2 separate regions of the Homo sapiens genome follow, and region 1 is linked to region 2. A link is a loop called in an ENCODE intact Hi-C map of the cell type or tissue named here. Cell type or tissue: heart right ventricle. All regions are shown on one strand.

Region 1 (8,000 bases), 480 kb after region 2:
TTAATAAAATTGTGTTTGCTTTTTCTCCTATTAATCTGTCTTTTGTCAGTTGACTTTTCAGAAAACCTTCAGAAGGGGAGGGGAAATTTTCCCTCCACCCCTACAAGGGCCATTAGCACTCTTTCAGTCTCATCATGAAACCAGCCCAACTGTCCCACAGAAATTACACTTACAGTTTTTTAAACAAATGTAGAAATGTACCCTCCCAGTCTTAAAACTTGAAATTTATATCTGAGTTCCTCCCTCAGGAGACTGACCCTCAGGCAAGAAACTAAAATTCACCAGATCGTAGCATACAGAAAATGAGATGCCTCATTCCTCATGATTGGTTCCTTACCCCTCACTAATTCCTGTTTTACATTCCTTCCCTGCTATAACCCCCCAAATTTTAGTTGGTCAGGGAGATAGATTTGAGACTGATCTCCCATTCTCCTCAACTGCGGCACCCTAATAAAGCCTTTTTCCCTGGCAATACTCATTGTCTCAGTAATTGGCTTTCTGTGCACTAAGCAATGGGACCTAGACCAAACCCCTGGTATTTCAGTAATAGAATAAAGTTTGTGAAAAGAGTTTTCTGAGGATTTCAGACCAAGGTTCTCTGGACTTAGGAGATTCATCTTGAAGACTGTGATGATGATAATGAAATAGTACTGGTGGGCAAAAGTCTCACCTGCATGCTAGGGCAGTAAAATCCTGACATTCGACAATTAAGTTTGTTTTCTCTAACTTCAGTATTCTGAGAAATCAACAGGTTATTGGGGGACAATTATATTTGAGACATGGGCTCACATCCCTCCACCTCTCGTTCTTCTCCTTATGTTTCTTGGATGTAAGTGCAGACTCTCCAAGGACTGCTATAGCTAATTTTCTACCATTCACATCCACTTCTACAGCAATATCCTCTCTTTCATCTCTCCTTCATCTAATTCACTGTATACCTGCTATTATGGCCTACTTCTTTTTGGTTCCACTCTCAATTTCCAGACTAAGAGATAAGCCTTGAAACTAAAAGAGAAGTTTTGATCCACTGAAACTAAAAACACTTGAGTTATTGGCAGTAAAATTTGAGAGCTGAAAACTAGAATTGGAAAGTAGGAAGTTGGCTGGACATGGTGGCTCACACCTATAATCCTAGCACTTTGGGAGGCCAAGGTAGGAGGATCGCTTGAGCCCAAAAGTTCAGGAGCAGCCTGGGCAACATAGTGAGAACTCATCTGTATAAAAAATTTTTTAAAAATTAGGCATGGTGGCATGCGCCTGTAGTCCCAGCTACTCAGGAGGCTGAGGTGGGCGAAGTGCTTGAGCCTGGGAGGTCAAGGCTGCAGTGAACTGTGATCGCACTACTGCACTGCAGCCTGGGTGACAGAGTGAGACCCCATCTCTACAAAAAGAAAAAAAGCAAATTCGGAAGTCAAAATTAAAAGAGCAACTCAAGAATATGCGAGAAGTTAATTGATATAGAGTTTGAAAAATAAAAGACTAACAAACCAGGTCTGCCAATGAATAAAATTAAGAAATTGGTGTACTGATAAGACTCCCTGCATTCTCTGCAGCCTGAGCCTCTTTTAGTAGTCAGAGTGTTCTTTCTAAATTGCAAACTAATCATATAACTTCCTCTGCTTAAAATCCTATAGTGGCTCCCCATTACTCTTTCTTATATATATATTTTTTCTGTTCCTTGATTCAGGAACCCCATACTCTTAAGGTAAAGTCCAAACTGTTCACCATGGCTTGATATATTCTGCATGAGAAATGGGCACTGTGGCTCACAAGAGCTGGGCACCATGGCTCATGAGGATCTGTGGCACTATGGCTCACACCTCCTAACACTTTGGGAGTCTGAGGCTGGAGGATCACCTGAGGCCAGGAGTTCTAAAACAACCTGAGCAACATAGGGAGATCCTGTCTCTAAATTTTTTTTTTAATTAGCTGGGCATGTTGGGTATGCCTATAGTCCTAGCTACTCAGTAGGTGGAGGCAGGAGGATCATCTGAGCCCAGGAGTTCAGGGCTGCAGTGAGTCATGATTGTGCCACTGTATTCCAGCCTGGGCAACAGAGCAAGATCCCTGACTCTAAACAAACGAACAAACAAACAAACAAAATCTAAGGTTCTGCATGAGCTAGGCCTACGTCACCTCCTTATCTCATTTTCTCACCACTGTCCCTAACCTCATTTTCTTTCAGCCAATGAACTTTTTCACTTCCTCAAAGTGGTCCTCCATACTATTGTCTATTTAGCTTCTTGATACCAACTACTTCATTCTCAACTTAAACCACTTTCTTTGAGGAAGTCTTTCTTAAGCTCCCTCACTCCATAGATATCCGTGTTATGTACTATCATGGCAACCTAAACCTCCTTTAGTATAACACTTACCACACTTCATCATACTTCATTGCAGTTGCAAAGTCTTATGTATAGAGATATTTATTACAGTTTTATAATAGCAAAAAAGTCTAAAAGATGTAAGTATTACATAAAGTATGATATATCTATGTAACAATGTCATACAACTGTTTAAACTGATATTATGAAACCATAAATCAGTAAGAAAAAGAGAGATGGAAAATTCTAAATATTTGGGATAAACAACACACTTCTAAATAATACATGAGTCAAAAAGGAGGTCTCAATAAATTAAAAATATTTTGAACTAAATGAAAATGAAATACAACTTACAAAATTTATAGGATACAACATAGCAGAAAACTTGTAGCATTACATGCATATATTATAAAGGAAGAAAAATATAAAATCAGTAATCTAAGCTTTCACCTTAGGAAACTAGAGAAAGAAGAACATTATAAGCCTAAAGCAAGCAGAAGCAAAGAAATAGTAAAAATGAGAGTATTAATCAATGGGATTGAAAACAAGAAAACAATAGAGAAAAATCAATGAAATCAAAAGTTCATTCTTTGAAAAGATGAATAAAATAGATAAACCTCTAGCCAGGCTAACTAATAAATAGAGAAGACAAATATTAATAATATAAAAAATGTGGCCAGGCACAATGGCTCACATCTATAATCCCAGCACTTTGGGAGGCTGAGGCAGGAGTATCACTTGAATGCAGGAACTTGAGACCAGCCTGGGCAACACAGCAAAGACTCATCTCTATTTGACAAATAAAACATTTATTTTTAAATATCAAAATGAAAGAAGGGCCACCACTACTAACTCCATGGACATTAAAAGGATAATAAAGGAGTATTATGAACAATTCTGCCTACAAATATGATAACTTACATTATATGGACTGATTCTTTGAAAGACACAAACTACGAAAGCTCACACAAGGAGAAATAGATAATCTAAGTTGGCCTATATCTGTTAAAGAAATTGAATCAATAATTAATTACCTTCCAAAAAATAAAGCACTAGGCCCAGATGATTTCATGGTGAATTCTACCAAACATTTAAGAAAGAAATGATACCAATTCTCTGCAATCTCTTCCAAAAAAAATTGAAGGAGAGGGGACACTTCCTAAGTAATTTTTTGAGACAAACATTACCCTAATACCAAAACCAGATACAGATATTATATGATAGGAAAACCACAGACCAATACCTTCATGAACAGGTTCAAACTCAGTGTGGTCTGTTAAGTTCTACATGACCTAGGTCTAGCTTACCTTTCTAGCCTCATTTTCTTGCCACTTTCCTTGTCTCTAAACGTTTTGTTCTGGCCAAATGAACTTTCTTCATCTTACTGAGAAGATTATGATGATAATGACAACAATAGTAACAACAATAACATCCAATATTATAATAACAGCGAAACTTTCTTTTTTTTGAGATGGAGTCTCGCCTGTTTAGCCTGCCCTGTTGCCCACGTTGGAGTGCAGTGGCGCCATCTTGGCTCACTGCAACCTCTGCCTCCTGGGTTTAAGCAATTTTCTTGCCTCAGCCTCCCAAGTAGCTGGGGTTAACATGTGTCTGCTACCATGCTTGGCTAATTTTTGTATTTTTAAGTAAAGATGGGATTTCACTATGTTGGCCAGGCTGGTCTCAAACTTCTGACCTCAAGTGATCTGCCTGCCTCAGCCTCCTAACATGCTGGGATTACAGGTGTGAGCCACTGGTGCCAGGCCTAATTTAAACTAAATAGAATTAACTATAGTTTAACAAATATATTTTTAATAGAGTAGCTTTGTAACATTTTGACTTGTCTAGTTTCCCAGAATTCCTTCTGTGTAAGTTTCTGGTTATAGTGGGCCACAGGAGATAATATTTGTGTAAGATTTAGAGAACAGAATTGAAACATTTTGTTTTTTCCAGGTGGAAGGTTGGAGCAGGCATTTTTATAGTTTATAAACACTGCTAGATATCTGCTGCTCACCTTGGCATGACGCAACAGCCAGGCCTACAACTGCTCCACCTTCCCTTGAATCCTCCTTCACCTTTTCCATCTCCTGGGCCAGATGTCTATTTAGCTCCTTGATGAAGGGTGCCAGTTTTTCCTGTAGGATACCTACACTTTATCAAGGTTAGAGGCAGCAAGAACTGACATGGCTTCCAGTCCATCTTCATGGTTTTCACCTTGTTGCTCTTCCACTTTACATTCAACTTCATTTCATGATTGTTTGCCCTGCAGACTTCAAGCTCTAGCATAAGATGCAAAGATGACGCCATACAGACTGCATAACCAGTTCCCATAATTGCATAAGACCAAGTCCCTGTAATAAGGCTTTTATTAAATATATATTCCTACTGATTCTATTTCCTGGTAGAAGTGCTTATTATGTGTCAGGATATATATTATGTCACTGAAATAGAAGAAACTGGGAAAAATCTAAATGTTCAACAATAAAGGATTTATTAAATAAAATGTGACATATCATTAAAATAATATTCTAGAAAAAAATGTAATGTCAGATAAACAGATCGTAATATTTTAAGTGAAAAAGTAGGTTACAATCTAACTATTTAAATCAGGGTTATTTTCTTCCAGATTATGAAACAATATACACTATAGGGTCCCCTTTCGGTAGAAGAATTTCCCTATATATTTTATTTTCCTACACTTAGTTTAAATAGTGCATACATATTTCTTCTTAGCAAATCTTCACAAAAGATGTATAGAACTGGCATTACAATTCCCACTTTAGACATAAGGACACTAAGCAAGAACAAACATCAAATTTATGGTGAAACTAAGGTGGAAGAATGCTGAAGTCATTGATGCTTTAATGAAAAGTTTAAAGAGACAACAGCCCAAAGAAATCAGCAGTTTACTAATGGATAAGTCATTTTAAGAAGGGATGAGATGATGTTGAAGATGAGGGCCACAGTGGCAGACCATCCACACCAATTTACAAAGAAAAAAAATAATTTTTTTGTGCCCTAATTGAAGACTGATAATTAGCAGCAGAAACAATAGCCAATATCATAGACATCTCAATTGATTCAGCTTACCACAATTCTGACAGAGAAATTAAAGTTTAGCAAACTTTCCACTTGATGGGTGCCAAAACTGTTGCATTCAGATTAGCTACAGACAGGAGCAAAGCTTTCAATAGGAATTTTACACAAGTGGGAGGAAGATCCTGAAGCACTTCTTTGAAGAATTGTAACAGGAGAAGAAACATGGCTTTACCAATATGATACTGAAGACAAAGCATAATCAAAGAAATGGCTACCAAGAGGAGGAGGAAGTGGCCCAGTCACAGCAAAAGTGGACCAGTCAAGAGCAGAGGTCATGCCAACAGTTTTTTGTGATGCTCAAAGGATTTTGCTTATTGACTTTCTAGAAAGCCAAATGATAACCTGTTTATTATGAGAGTGTTTTGAGAAAGGTAGCCAAAGCTTTATTTTAAAAAATCCCTGGGAAAGCTTCACCAGATTCCTTCTCTACCATGACAATGCTCCTGCTCATTCCCCTTATCAAACAAGGGCAATTTTCCAAGAGTTTTGATGGGGAATTATTAGGCATCCACCTTACAGTCCTGATTTGGCTCCTTCTGATTTCTTTTTGTTTCCCAATCTTAAAAAATATTTAAAGGGCACCCATTTCTCTTTGGTTAATAATGTGCAAAAGACTGCAATGATATGGTTAAACTCCCAGGATTCTCACTCAGTTCTCTAGGGATGGACTAAATGGTGTGCTTCATCACTTACAAAAGTGCCTTGACCTTGATGGAGCTTATGTTGAGAAATAAAGTTGTTTTTTGAGACAGGGTCTCATTCTGCCACCCAGTCCAGAGTGCAGTGTTTCAATCATGGCTTACTGCAGCCTCAAACTCCTGGGCTCAAGTGATCCTCCTACCTCAGCCTCCTGAGTAGCTGGGACTAAAGGAGTCCACTGTCATGCCTGGATCATTTTTTTTTTTTTTTTTTTTTGGTATAGACAAAGACTCACTATGCTGCCCAGGCTGGTCTCAAACTCCTAGGCTCAAGTGATCCTCCTACCTCGGCATCCCGGAGTGCTGGGATTACAGGTGTGAGCCACTGCACCTGGCCAATATATTTTTTATTTTATCTTTCAATTCAATTTTTCCACAAACTCTCTGAAGTCCCCTCGTACAGAATATCAACTTCATTGTAGTTTGAATTTTGTCAGACTACATGTCAGAGCAAATTCCATAGTATTTCATAGGCAAGTCAGTCAAGAATATTTACTGTTACCACTAGGTGTGCCCCAGAACCAGAAGAAATAATCTCTGCCTTTAAAAATCTCACACTCTAGCGCCAGAGGTAAACTAGAAAATAAACAATTAGAATACAGTGTGGTAAGTGCAATACATCAGGAATTGTGTGTGGCTGAGTTTACTTCAGTGGGGACAGAGCAGAAATACTCTCTGATATTCTGTTAGAAAAAATTGATATTGCTGATTAACTCAGTCATGGCTAAACCCACAGGAAACTGAGATCTCTGCTCCTCTTACCTCTTCTGTTGTTCTTCTTGATATTGTTGCTTTACTTTAGCTTCATTTTGTGTTGCTTCTTTTATCTTTTCCTCTAGCTGCTGCTTCTCTGAAATACAAGTGTCTGTGAGACAGACTTTATGAGCATGTTCTAATTTCCGCTGCAGGTCCAAAATCTTGAATGAAAAAACATTTACAAGTAAAGCATTAAGAAGAGTGTGACCTTTTTTCAAATTAGGGGAATAACATATAAATAGCAAACATAGCAGTGCTAACATATTAATCTGACCTGAAGTAAAAAGAGTAGCTAGATTTAATTTTAAAATAAATTGTTTAATTTTTGCAGTATGTAATGCATTCATATAATTCAATGTGTGTATATAAAAGAAGCTACAGGCCAGACATGCTGGCTCACGCCTGTAATCCCAGAACTGTGGGAGGCTGAGCTGGGTGAATCGCTTGAGCCTCAGGAGTTCGAGACCAGCCTGGGCAACATGGTAAAACCCCATATTTACAAAAAAATACAAAAATTAGCCGGGCGTGGTGGTGAGTACCTGTAGTCCCAGCTACTCAGGAAGCTGAGTATTTGTTTGTTTGATAGATAATGCCAAACTGCCTCCACAGGTATTAGACCAATTTATACTCCCAACAGCATTGTGAGTGCACCTAGTTTCTCCACAGTGTGGCTAGATTCATGAATAACACTGCAAAACAAAATAGAAGTCTCTTATAAACCAAGCACCTATTAGCATATTGCTTAGCATCAATAATAGGTTTTTTAATGCTCTGGGAGAACTAAAAATATGATTTACAAATTTGAAAGAGAGACTGTTATATTTTAGAGTTTATATGACAGATTTAAAGTGTCATTTAAAAACATTTTTTTCTTGCCTTTTTCATGTAGCAGCAAAAAACCCCCACATTTTTTAAAGATAAATTTCCTTTACACTTGTTTACTTATTTTTATAAACTCTTGTGTCACCTTAAATTGTGCCTCGTACATAGTAGGTGCTCAATAAATATTTATTGAATGAATAGATTTCGGCAGGGTAGCTATTATCCCTCTAATATATTTCTGACCCAACAAGGAATCTTTTACAATGGCTTGGCATCACATTCCCCACAAATATTCAGTGAA
Region 2 (8,000 bases):
ATTTGCAGCCCGAGAGGAATCAGCTGGGTCGGCACAGAGGCCGCCTTGTCCTGGTGGGGACCCGAGCCCGCGCAGTCACGTTGCTCAGCGGGCGGTCGTGGTGCCAGCGCCCAGCCCGCCCCCGCCGCCCCCGCCGCCCCCTCCCGGCCCGGGTGCGCTTCAAGGGCCGGCGCCGGATTTCCTGGCCCCGCGCCCAGCGCCCCGCGGGCTGTTTGGGAGCGCCCGGTGAGGGGACTGCAGGGGCTCCGAGGGCGCACAGCTTCCGTCCCAGCTCCCGCGCCGACTGGAAGCGGCCGGGGCGCACACCCCGCCTGCCCGCTCCCACCCTAGCCCTGCAAACTGGATCCCCTCCCCTTTCCCCCAAAGGGAACAGGCCTGGCCTCCTGCTCCCTTCCCCAGTCGCAGTCATCCCGATCGATGGTCACACATATCGGCAGAAAAAGTCTTCGAACTTGGAAGACCTCTCAGGATGAGCCTCACCGAGGCTGGATGGGGAGGAGGGAGGACTGGGTGAGTCCATTCCCGGTGTGGGCTCCAGATCTGAGTCAATTGTAGGCATCTAATCGGGATGTTCTGGGTCTGGGTTGGAAGCAGATCCAAATGGACCCGGTTCGGGTGTTGGGATCTCCTCTTAGTGTTCAGGGTTTGGGTGCTGGGACCCTCTCTGGGTGCTCGCATTTGGATGTTCGGTTCTTTACGGGAGTTTCTGGATGGCGTTGTAGTGATCCAGTACTGAGTTTGTAATGGAAACTCAGCCTGTGTAGATGCGTCTGGGTCAGGTGCTGGGACCTTTTCTCTGTGTTCAGAGCCCAGTTGTAAGTTCTCTCTGGGTCAGGTGGTTGGGGCTTTCTCTAGCGTGGGTGTTGGAGCCCATTCGGCCTGGTGTTCAGTGCTGGGTTCTTCTCTGGGTGTCCAGAGTCTGGGCTTGGGACATGCCTTGTGGATAAGGCCGAGGTGTAAGCAGCCACTCCGGGTTTGTTTGGGACTCCTGGACAGGGATAGAGTGCCCAGCCCCAGACCCTCCCATTGGCCAGAAGGCAGACATCACTGTTAAGCCCCTGCTCTGCATCACCAAGACCACTGTGGGACCAGCAAAAAGCCGGAGAAGGAGGGACTTGGCAGCTCAGCTTGACACCTCCGTCTTTAGAACCCAGGAATTGGAGGCAGAACCTGGACTGGAGCTGGAGTCAGTCAGGACCTCACTCTGACCAGAGACATGTCCCTTCCCTTCTCTAGCCTCAGCTTCCTCACCAATAAAATGAAAAGTTGGATTTTATATTCTCCAAGGCCCCTAGGGCATGCTCTCGCTAGTATACACAGACTCGTGCACACATATGTACGTTACTCAGTCCAGCCTTCCCACTTTGCCCATACTGATCTTCCTGCCTAGAACACCCTGCCTCTTTCTTCTCTCCCCAGTCTCTACCAGTCCCTCAAGCCTCTGCCCCTCCTTTTTCCAGGCCCATAGTTGGAGCCCTCCTGCCCCAAGACCACGGGCAGCCACAGAGCCAGCCTGACTCTTCCGGCTCTCTCCATCAGGCTGGAAGCTCTCTGAGGTCGAGACCCTGTCTGCTCCTGGCTCCCACGCTGAGACTTCGTTCTAGAAGGGCCTGGGGTCCCAAGATCAGCTCAGCCACCATCCCAGACTTGCAGTTGACCCTTTAAGAAGAAGAATCTCTTTAGTCTCTAACACACCGGATGGCGGGTGGGCCCTAATCGGATTTGGGAGCCTGTCTCCTGCCCACCCCAATCCTGCTTTCCAGGCCACTGCACCCATGTGACGGCCAGTCTGGAGCAGCAGGGAGGCCTCAGGACCACGTGGGTCCAGACAGGTAGTTGAGAGACTGTCTACCCAAGGCAGTCTCTCCTGGGTGGCTGTGTTCCCAGCAGACAGAAGTCAGAAACTGCGGAAGGCAGGAGTGATCTAGAGCACTTACCCTGTACTCTGGACCAACCGGCACAGTGGAGCATGTGCACATGAGTACCCACATGTGTGCATGTGGGGAACACACATATGCGTGCACACACACACACACACACACACACACACACATCTCAGAGAGGGAGCTGAGCCAGATTCTGGGCTAGGCGCTTTACAAACAATATTTCTTAGCCCTCAAAGCAGCCTTATAGGAATCATTAGCCCTATCGGCAGAGGAGGAAACTGAGGCTTAGAAAGGGGAAGGGCCTAATCTGAGACCATACAGCTGATAAATATGGAATCAGAATTCCGAGCCATGCCCCTTGCACAATACCACTCTGCTGCTCTCACACACACACACGCACAGGTGCACGCAGAGCCTTCACACACTTGTACACAACCCCTAAACCAGTTGTTGCATATCAAAGCTGGAAGGGGACTTAAAAGATCATCTTGGCTGGGCGCGGTGGCTCACACCTGTAATCCCAGTACTAAAAAGTACAAAATTAGCTGGGCATGGTGGCAGGTGCCTGTAATCCCAGCTACTCAGGAGGCTGAGGCAGAAGAATAACTTGAACCCAGGAGGTGGAGGTTGCAGTGAGCCGAGATAGCGCCACTGCACTCCAGCCTGGGCAATAAGAACGAGACTCCATCTCAAAAAAAAAAAAAAAAGTCATCTTGCCTTGTCCTGTTCATTCTATTTTATGAAAAAAGAAAGGGGAAGGGATTTGTTGAAGTTTTCAACAGTTATGAAACGGCAGAACCAAGATGACATTCACGTCTCTGTTGTCACATGGAGTCACATGTATACACATCCACAAACCACATAGTTTACTCATAGAGTCTCATGCACAAACCCATGAGCATACATATTAACATACACATACACACCTGAGCATACCCACAGACATTTACCCTTCACACACATACATATATACATGGACATAGAGTCACACGCCATCCACATGCACATACACTCGTTCTCACACAATCCTCATGCTCACAGATCTATTCACACACGCAACACATAACCCATGTTCCCTCACTCCCACTCTCACATGTACCCACCCTCTTGATGCAGAAGAGATAAGCTGACCCTGATCGGGGCCCTGCACAGTCAAGGCTGGACCCTGGGGTAGGAGTACACACTGAGCCTTTAAGAGGGGGTGCCCTGGAACCAGTGAAGCATTGCGTGGGTATGCCCTGCCCTTGACGTCTGTAGCCCTGGGGAGTGTATTCTGCCAGCAGCTCCCCACAGGCCCAGGCAACCGGTCCCACATCATCTTGGCCAAGCCCAGCAGGTAGCCCCAGCAAGTGCCAAGTAAGTCATGGGCCAAGGGTGTCTGGGCCAGGCTGGCAGCAGGGCTGGTCCCAGCTTGTTCACTAATATTTGTCTTCTGCCTGGAGCCCTTTTGGGGACGCTCCTCCCTCCATGGGCCAGACCCTGAGTCACGAGGCCTCTTCCTAGACCCAAGTGAAGATGAGGATCGAGGCATCAGGATTTGGGGGCAGAGACTCAGAGCTGCTAATGGGGTTTACCAAGGTTGGTGAGCTGGCTAACTCAGGCTTCTGCAGGACACTTTGAGATGGGCCAGTTAAGCCAACTAAGTCTTTCTTGGTGACTGGAACGCTATGCACATTTCAAATACAACTAATCTCAAAACCTAGTCTATGAGGAAGGATAGTTGTCAACATCTTCTAATAGATGAACGCTGGGCAGGAAGCAGACAAGTTGGACCAGAGGTGAGGCCACTTAAGCAGTTTCTTGAGGGGTGAGTAGGGGTTCACCAAAAAGCTTTTGAGGCAGAGAGAAAAATGTTTCAGAGAACAGCTTAAGTGTGAACTGAAGTAGAGGGTAGGGTGAAGGTATAGAAGATGAGGCCAATTAGAGTCAAGCACTCAGTAAACATTTACCAAGAATCTGCTGTGTGCTAGATGATGGCATGTAACAAGGACCTGGTCCCTCAAGGAGCTCAGGCTCAAGGGTCCTAAATTTAAGTGCTTTCAGGTGCCAGGAAGGTAATATAGATGAGTAAAAATGGAGGGCATAGGTTAATAGGGAGTAGTGATGTTTGTTTCTAACAGGAGAGTCCGTGCCCTGTCGAAAGCTTTTACATTAAGAGTATTTGTCACTTATAATCCCAGTACTGTGGGAGGCCAAGGAAGGAGGATCACTTGAGCCCAGGAGTTCAAGACCAGCCTGGGCAACATAGCAAGACCTCATCTCTACTAAAAATATAAAATAAAAATTAGCCTGGTGTGGTGGCACGTGCTTGTGGTCTCAGCTATTCAGAAGGCTAACGTGACAGGATCCCTTGAGTCCAGGACTTTGAGCCTGCAATGAGCTATGATCTGATCACACCACTGCACTCCAGAATAGAGTGAGACCCTGCCTCACCACCACCACCACCACCAACAACAAAATCTTTCAATCCTGTGGCAACCAGAAAAAAAACAGAACCTGAATTGTGGACTAGGTTCAGCAATAGACCTTGAATTGCGCCCCAGGTTCTGGACTCCGGAATCTAGATCCTAGAATCTGGAGAAGACTTGCAGGTGGAGCTGAGGAGTCCGAGCCCAGCTCTGTAGGTGGCCTAAGACCTGTGGAAGGTTCTTGCCATGAATCGACAGTTGTCATGGGAACCTCCCAGAAAAAATCTTTCACACTGTGACTGTTGGACATGACAGGACAGTGTGTGTGTTGCCCAAGATACTAAGGACAAGGACAAAGTTTTGATTTGCCCTATCACAACTGTGTCCTGGCCAGGGCACGTCATTTTCACCCCTTCTCCTACTCCGGAGCAAAATCCCTCCTTTTTCTACCCACATCTTAGATAGAAAAACTGACTAAATTGGGTCCCCTCACATTTCTCTCTCTGACCTAAGGCCAGCACAAAAGGGCAACCCCCCTACATGCGCGCACACACACACACACACACACACACTTCCATCCAAGGGGAGAATAAAGAGTGCTCTGTCAGCCCTGTCCCTGGCCTTCCTCACAAAGCACCTCTGGCTGTGGGCACTGGGGAAGCGGCCTCCATTCTGCAGAGGTGGGCAGCCTGGGAGGAAAGGAGTGGCCAGGCCATAGAGGCAGAGGCCATCAAATAAACAACCTTGCATTTTGCTAATGTTTATATGTGTTGTTGATCTTGGTCTAAAAGTGTGAAAATGTCGCTGGATGCCAACTGAGAATTTCTTGGTTCTAAGCCTGGTCCAAACTCAATTTTGCTGGGTGACCTTAGGCAATTCCCTGCCCCTTTCTGAGTCTCGGTTTCCGTTCTGTAAGGCAAGGGGGTTGGACTAGTTGGTCTAGAAGTGATTTTCTATGTGTTCCATCTCATGGAAATGTCAGAACAGCTTTAGAGATGAAAATGCTGGACTTTGTGTCCTGGTTCCCCTGAAGTCTCATGGGACACCTGGGGACTAGGTTGGTGTCCAGGCAGGAGGCACAACACCAGGACTAGTTGGTGTCCTGGCATACCCAGATTAGATGCAGTTCTGCCATTGCATGGAGCAGGAGGGGGTCATGGCCAGGCACCCAACACAGCCATCTTCCCTTCCCAGAACACACACAGACCCCAGATGCTGGGCTCTGGAACCCGGAAGCTGCACTGGGCAGAAATGGGCCCCCCTTCCCACTCCCCACCAGCTGCAGCCTCCCTTCTGGATTCTCATTAAATTATTCTACCCCACTGGTCCCAGGCTCAGGCTGCGTTTGATGTATGCCCATCTAGCATCTGAGGCCAAGACCAGGCCTCTCACACCAGGCCAGGCTGATGGGCTCTGACAGCTTCCATGGGGCCCCAAGGTGGCAGGAAGACCAAGGCCCACACTCACACCCACAAAGACACATGCTCAGACCCGTGCACAACCGCAGATTTTTTCATACACATGCACACTCGCCTAGTCTCACAAAGACACGTGTGTCCTACATTGTGGCACAGACATGTGCACCGCGGCACACTCACATGCATCCAAGCACATGCACGCATCCAAGCACACCCACGCACTCACCCATACACCGCGCTTGTAGCATGTGCACCCTCATGCACACTTGTGGTCACTCACACTCACTCAGCTCAATGGCACTCAGGCTCTGATTCAGGGCCTCCTGTTGCCTTCTTCCTTGCCCCTCAACTGGCATTTAAGGTCTTCTGCAGCCTCACCTCTGACCTCCTCACCTTCGTCATCTTTTGGAGGTCATAGCATTGTGATTAGGAACCCAGGCAGCCTGATGCAGTTTTGGGTACCTCATTTATAAGCTACGTGACTGTAAGCAAGTTACTAACTTCTCTGGCCCTCTGTTTCCTTTCCTGTAGAATGGGAATGATAATAGTACACTCTGTCAATTGAGGAAAATAACGAGTCGAGTCTCAATCATTTTAGGAGATTGATTAGCCAAAGTTAAGGACACACCTGGGAGACAGCTTTACGCCTTTCTTCAAAGATGATTTTCAGGGCTCCCAATTTAAAGGGGAAAGGGTGGGATATTGAGAAGTACACAGTTTTCCTGTAAGTGAATCTGCATCTTTTTTAGGTAAGATGACATAAACAAAGGGGCAGAGGAAAAATGGGAGGAATCTGCATTTTACATAAGATAACACAGACACAATGGGGTAGGGGAACAATCAGATATGCATTTACGTCTGGTGGGCTGGGGTGACTGCCTTGTAAAGATAAGCTACCAATATGCATTGCCATTGTGAAGTTTTAACAGCTCACTAGGAATTTCCTTGTGGGCAAAATATGGGTACCTTTTCATCTGGTAGCTGGGATTACAGGCGCCTGCAGCCACACCCGGCTAATTTTTGTGTTTTTAGTAGAGACAGAGTTTCACCATGTTGGCCAGGCTGGTCTCGAACTCCTGACTTTAGGTGATCTGCCCACCTCGGCCTCCCAAAGTGCTGGGATTACAGGCTTGAGCCACTGTGCCTGGCCAGCCATCTTACTTAGGAACTAAAAGTGGGAGGCAGGTTTGCATGATCCAGTTCCCAGCTTGACTTTTCCCTTCGACTAAATGCATCTGGGGTCCCAAAATTTAATTTCTTTTCACAATGCCTAGGGTTGTTGTGTGGCTTAAAAGAAATTCAGTACTTAATCACTGAGAACAGCATCTGGCGCACTCAATAAATGCCAGCTGCTTTCTCTTGCCCTTCCTTTTCATACCATTTGCCTCAGCCACAACAAAATCATTCAATTTCCTAGACATGCTAAGCTGCTACATGCTTCCAACCCTTTTCATATACTGCTCCCTCTACTTGGAGCACCTCTTCCCATTTCCTCCTCCCTGCTATACACCTAGTGAGCTCTTATTCACCTTTTTTTTTTTTCTTTTCGAGAAGGAGTCTTGCTCTGTTGCCCAGTCTGCAGTGCAGTGACGCGATCTCGGCTCACTGCAAGCTCCACCTCCCGGGTTCACGCCTTTCTCCTGCCTCAGCCTCCCGAGTAGCTGGGACTACAGGCACCCGCCACCACGACCAGCTAATTTTTGTATTTTTAGTAGAGACGGGGTTTCACCTTGTTAGCCAGAATGGTCTCGATATCCTGACCTTGCGATCTGCCCGCCTCGACCTCCCAAAGTGCTGGGATTACAGATGTGAGCCACCGCCCCCAGCCCTTTTTTTTTTTTGGAGACTGAGTTTTGCTTTTGTTGCCCAGGCTGGAGTGCAATGGCACAATCTTGGCACACCGCAACCTCTGCCTCCCGGGTTCAAGCGATTCTCCTGCCTTCCTGGGTTCAAGCGATTCTCCTGCCTCAGCCTCCCGAGCAGCTGAGATTACAGGCATGTGCCACCATGCCTGGCTAATTTTTTTGTATTTTTAGTACAGACGGGGTTTCTTCATGTTGGTAAGGCTGGTCTCGAACTCCTGACCTCAGGTGATCCGCCCATCTCAGCCTCCCAAAGTGCTGGGATTACAGGCGTGAGCCACCGTGCCCGGCCTTATTCACCTTTTAAAGCTCTGCTCAGGTGGCTCTGCCCTTGGGAAGCCCTCCCCCGCCCCACCAGTAGAATTGATCACTGACTCCTTTGTGTCCCAACCCTGTCCTAAATTGTCTATTTCCCTAGCCTGTGAG

Evidence for each region. Peaks named below come from ENCODE experiments on the same cell type or tissue, not always from the same donor. Only the 100,000 strongest peaks of a DNase experiment are listed, where the experiment ranks them.
Region 1: it touches region 2 in a loop (3-fold over the local background); 42 of 110 quality-filtered maps call a loop at or near these places.

What each region holds. Positions count from the first base shown.
Region 1 is chr1:42,580,398-42,588,397 of GRCh38, reverse strand. It overlaps CCDC30 (coiled-coil domain containing 30), which reads right to left. Exons shown (of 21, transcript NM_001395517.1): 13 at 6,884-7,038. All of the region lies in intron 1 of LOC124904162 (a long non-coding RNA gene), which reads left to right. Among named protein-coding and RNA genes, the nearest start is that of PPIH, 74 kb to the left of the region's middle. In heart right ventricle, no CTCF peak of the experiment used is centred here; no DNase peak of the experiment used is centred here.
Region 2 is chr1:43,060,538-43,068,537 of GRCh38, reverse strand. No RefSeq gene overlaps it. Among named protein-coding and RNA genes, the nearest start is that of CFAP144, 83 kb to the left of the region's middle. RefSeq lists a silencer at 167-266. In heart right ventricle, no CTCF peak of the experiment used is centred here; a DNase peak (open chromatin) is centred at 4,906; H3K4me3 peaks cover 688 bases.